Regions from separate parts of the Mus musculus genome. Here region 2 is linked to region 1. A link is a loop called in an ENCODE intact Hi-C map of the cell type or tissue named here. Cell type or tissue: heart. All regions are shown on one strand.

Region 1 (2,500 bases):
CACCCTTGAGTGCGCGGGGATGGAGAAGTGGACCTGCGACAGTTCCATGTCAAGTAAAACAGGCTGGGTTGGGAGGGGATGCTGTCTAACAGGTGTTTCTGTTCGGGGTGATGGGAAAGTTCTGGAAGCTGATGCTGGTGATAGTGTTGCAATATTTTGACTGTATTTGATAATATTACATTGTCATTTTTTGTTGTTTTGGTTTGTTTTTGTTTTTCCGAGACAGGGTTTCTTTGTGAAGCCTTGGCTATCTTATAGACCAGGCTAGTCCCAAACTCTGAGATCCACCTGCCTCTGCATCCTGAGTACTGGGATTAAAGGTATAAGACAGTATTGTATTGAACAGTTAAAATAGAGCTGGGTGGGTGAAAGAACGGGGATGGCTCAGTCAGTAAAGTACTAGCGTCAGAAGCAGGAGGAGCTGAGTTCAAGTCAATCCCTACACCCAGGTAAGACCCTGGGCAGATGGTGTGTGTCTGTAATTCCAGCTCTGGGGCAGTAAGTGGGAGGATTCTGGGGGTTTGTGGCTAGGCAGCCTAGTGAAATCAGCAAATCTTTGGTCACAGCTGGAATCCTCTTAAAAAATACGGTACATAGTGACTAACAAAGATACCCAACATCAACTTCTAGCCCACATGTGCACACACATGTGTGTAGGTGCAGGTGCATGTAGACTCACTGAACACAAACATGCATGCAAATTAAAAAGTTAAATGAGTACATTTTGTGTTGTTTTGTTTGAGACAGGGTCTCACTACATAGCCCTGGCTGACCTAGAACTTGCTGTGTAGACCAAGCTGATCTCAGACTCACAGAGATCCAACCCCCACCCCCACCCCCACCCCCGCCTCTTGAATGCTGGAATTAAAATATGTGGGATTAGAACTTGGCCCTAAACTAGTACATTTTGTGGTTCACACAGGTCACCACATTTTAAAATAAGCCGGCCTATAATTCAGAGCCCTGAGTTCTCCCAAGGCAATATAGGCTTGGCCTCTAACAAGCACGACTCAACTAAAGCGTCTGTGTAAGGCAAAATAGCACACTCTGGCAGATTCCTAGAGGTGTCTTCTGCTGAGAAAGTTCTTCTTGCTTTCTCGTGAGAGTCTTAATTCATCAGAAGCCAGCTGCTAGATAAAGTGCAGAGGTTGCTCAAATACGGTACCCATGGCAATGTGCCACGCCCCTCCTTCACCCTGGCTGCACAGGCACGATCAAACTAAAAGAAAGTTTGGGCTTGTATCTGCTCATTCTGAACAGAGCCCCTGTCTTCCACGGAAAAGGGACAAGAGACCAGAAACAAGCTCCAATTTGTCCCCGAATTCCAATCCCTTAGAATTCCAGCTCACGGCACTGCCACTGCAACCCAGCATGTTCCAGACAGGGAAAAGCACTTCTAACACAGGATTTGGGAAGGAAGGACTCTGATAAGCTGGCCCCACTCATTTGCTGGCGACCAAGCCAGCACGGCCCCGAGCAAACTCAGACTTCTCTGGCCTCAGCTCCTACAGCTGTCAGCTGCAGCTTAACGGCACCTGCCATGAAGGACAGAAAGGACAGGAAGTGGCCACTTGTGTCCAGTGTTTAAGCAAACTCTCCAGCCTCCAGCACCTGGGGAAGGTCCCTTCATGTCTATCACCAGCTAAGAGCATTTATTTGCCTGATGAAGAAACACTTCCAACTGGTGCTCTCTGTGCCTGGCCAGCCTCAGCCACTCCCCAGAGGCCACAGAGATGCCCAGAAAATGAATGACCTCTGTAGGAAACCCTGCTTTCCTACAAGGACCCTAACCGATTCATCATTGATGGAAACCTGACATACTGAGGAGAGATTCTCTTTGAATTCATCTAGTTGTTAGCTAGGGGGTGGCTGCAGAGATGGCTCAATGGGTTAGGAGCACATACTGCTCTTTCCGAGGCTCCAAGGTTAGTTCTCAGCACCAGCATCAGGCAGCTGCTCACAACTGCTTAAAACTCCAGTTCTAGGGGAGTCACCCTCTTCTGGCCTCAGGAACCCCTACTCGTGTGCGCATGTCCCTAAACACACACACACTTACTTAAAAATAAAATACATCTTAGCTGGGAGTAGTTAGTGGCACGCGCCTTTAATCCCAGCATTCAGGAGGCAGAGGCAGGCGGATCTCTGTGAAGTTGAGGTCAACCTGGTCTACAAAGTGAGTTCTGGGCCACCCAGAGCTGCAGAGTGAGACTGTGTCACAAACAAACAAGCAAGCAAGCAAAAGCAATAAATGAATGAATAAATCTTATTTTTAAAAAAGATCATAGTAAGTCTAGGAACTGGAACTGAATATTCCCTTTAACTCTATACTGCAGTGCAATGGGCTGTAAAGTAAGCCCACTGGGCATCTGATAACGTGCTTTCACCGAAAACAGGCCTCCTGATGCACGCTCACAGGTCCAAGAACATGTCTCCTTGTATCTCCCAAGGCACCTTCTAAGAGCACTTCCGTGGCTAGTGAAACAGAATCCCATCGGTGAAT
Region 2 (2,500 bases), 93 kb before region 1:
CAATGAAGAAATTGCTGGTTGGCTTTTGTCAACTTGACTGAACCTAGTCATATCTAGGAAGAGGATGTCTTAATTGAGAAAATGGTCCCCTAAGGTCAGCCTGTAGGCAAGTCAAATGAACATTTTCTTGATTTCTGATTGATGGGAGATAGCACAGCTCTCAATGGGTGGAGCAACCCCTGGGCTGGTGTTCCTGGGTTCTGTAAGAAAGCAGGCTGAGCAAGCTGTGAGGAGCAAGACAGTAAGCAGCATCTATCCATGGCCTCTTCATCAGCTCCTGTGTCCAGACGCCCCCTCTGTGACTGAGTTCCTCTTTTAACTTCCTTAGCTGATGGACTGAAATGTAGTCGTATAAGCTAAATAAATCCTTCCTTTCCCAAGTTTGCGTCATGGTCTTCACAACAATGGAAATCCTAACGATGACAAAAAGTGAGGGACTGGGAAGATGACTCAGACGGCAAAGTGCTTGTTGTCCAAACCTGAGTGCTTACTGTACAGGCATGAAGACCTCTGTTTGGTCTCCAGTGCACAAATAAAAGCTAGATGTGGTAGTATGGGTCTGTTTTCCCTGCACTGAGGACACTGGAGATGGGAAGATTTCTAGGGCTTGTTCCCCAGCCAGTCTAGTGGAATCAAAAAGAGATTCAATTTCAATGAGAGATTCTATCTCAGAAAATAAGGTGGAGAGCAACTGAAGGAGACATTCGATGTAGACTGGGGGGGGGGGGGGTGCACACAGGCGTGTGTGTGTGTGTGTGTGTGTGTGTGTGTGTGTGTGTTTTCCAGTTCTGACAATACTCAACAAAGTTGCATGAGATGCACTTGTCAGTTCTCTTGCTTGCTGATGACAGCAGAAGCTCAAACTTACAGCATTTTTCGGGGTAGGATCTGAGGTGAACACTGCACGCCTCTGTTCCTTCACCCCAACATATACGCACTATAGAGCGAGCACAGCAATGTGTGTGTCTGGGTTCCTCTTGAGAGGGCTCTAGGACCCTAAGAATTCCCTCCTCTATCCTGTAGGGGGAGCTGCTACAGTTTTGAGATCTGTCTTTGAGTCCTTCCAGGGTGGAAGACAGGGAATAAACTCTATGCTGGGAGACCAGCCAGGAAAGAAACACAGAGGACCAGATGCAAGGAGGGGCTGGCCAAGGGCCAGGGGAGAGTGGATCCTGATGAAGACCCAGGAACCAGAGAGAGGATGGGTGAACAGGAGCCTGGCTGAGCCAATATAATTTAGAGGGTTTCATGGCACACAAAAGGCTCTAAGGACTCATATGATGTGGGGGATCTGCATGGTGTTGGGCACCTATGCTGAAAGGAGAGCCACAGTCCAGCTGGCACTGCTACTCTGAGAACTATTAAGACTCAGAGACGTATCTGCTCTCTTCAGCTGTGCAAGTATCTCCTTTGCTGTGACCAGGACCTGGTACTGTAGTGTGAAGCTTGCGTGTTGAAGAAGGCAAGGAGTTTCAGTGACCCGAGCAAGGCTCCTTACAGATATATGCAGTGTTTAGATAATGTGCAACACATGAAAGTTAACTTAAAAATGAAGACGAGTGAACTTGTAATGGTAGGTGTTGAAAGAAGTAGGGAAAAGTGTTGCCTCGAATAGGCATGGACTTTTGGTGACTCGAAGGAACTGACCCAGCAGGACGGCAGTGAGGAAGTGTGGGATTAAATGTAGGGATCCCATACTGGTCCAAGTCAGTAGGAGTGCCATAAATGTATACCATCGCTGTCTGAGAGAGAAAACCAATTTCTTAGACAAAAAGAAAAAGAAGAAAAGAAAAAGAAAAGAAAGTTAGTTTCCTAGTTCAGAATGTAATGTCTTTGCATACCAATGAGCTTACTAAACAGACCCAGCAGTTATTACAAGGTTCTATAGCCCTTTTAAAACAATGGAAAACACACCACAAATATGATGCCCTGTTTAGACAAAGCCACACATGACCATGTTTCAAGAGCAGAGGCAGTAGAAGTTCACTCAGCTCTGCTCCCAGTCAAAAGGACACTGTTGTCTTCATTCATGCAGTGCCATTGCTGGATTTCATTCTCTGCTTTATGCGGCCATTCCTGAGTGCCCAAAAGGAGGAGGAGGTTTTAATTATATGCTTTTGTATTCACTGGTGAAAAGAATCCAATTTCATACTGTCTCCTCTAAATCAATCAGAACACAGATGGTCTTCCATTTGCTTTCCTCGTCAACGAGAGCTGTGCTAGGGTCCGCAGGAATCACTGCGGTCTCAACTCTGAGCTTCTTCTGGCCTGTCAGTCACTGTCCCAAATGATGCGCCATCACGGGTCACCTAACGACAGGGATTGGGATCATTCCGAGACCAGTCATTAGGTGATTTCGTCACTCTGCAAACATCACGGGGTGCACTTATACAACCTACAAGGCACAGGTCACCTATGAGACATGGGCTCCTGGTACAATCAAGAGATATGGAAAGCATGAGATGCATGAAGCTGCTGTAGGGATAGCAAGGTATACAGC

What was found. Hi-C counts contacts between places; a loop is a spot of excess contacts. Peaks named below come from ENCODE experiments on the same cell type or tissue, not always from the same donor. Only the 100,000 strongest peaks of a DNase experiment are listed, where the experiment ranks them.
Region 2: a loop joins it to region 1, with 2.3 times the contacts of the local background. A loop is called at or near these places in 1 of 42 quality-filtered maps.

Annotation. Positions count from the first base shown.
Region 1 is chr13:98,688,570-98,691,069 of GRCm38, forward strand. The region is part of intron 2 of Tmem171 (transmembrane protein 171); the gene reads right to left. Among named protein-coding and RNA genes, the nearest start is that of Tmem171, 5.0 kb to the right of the region's middle. In heart, no CTCF peak of the experiment used is centred here; a DNase peak (open chromatin) is centred at 1,502; H3K4me3 peaks cover 860 bases; H3K27ac peaks cover 1,209 bases.
Region 2 is chr13:98,595,875-98,598,374 of GRCm38, forward strand. No RefSeq gene overlaps it. Among named protein-coding and RNA genes, the nearest start is that of Gm41033, 23 kb to the left of the region's middle. In heart, a CTCF peak has its summit at 1,020 (motif pointing right); a DNase peak (open chromatin) is centred at 1,107.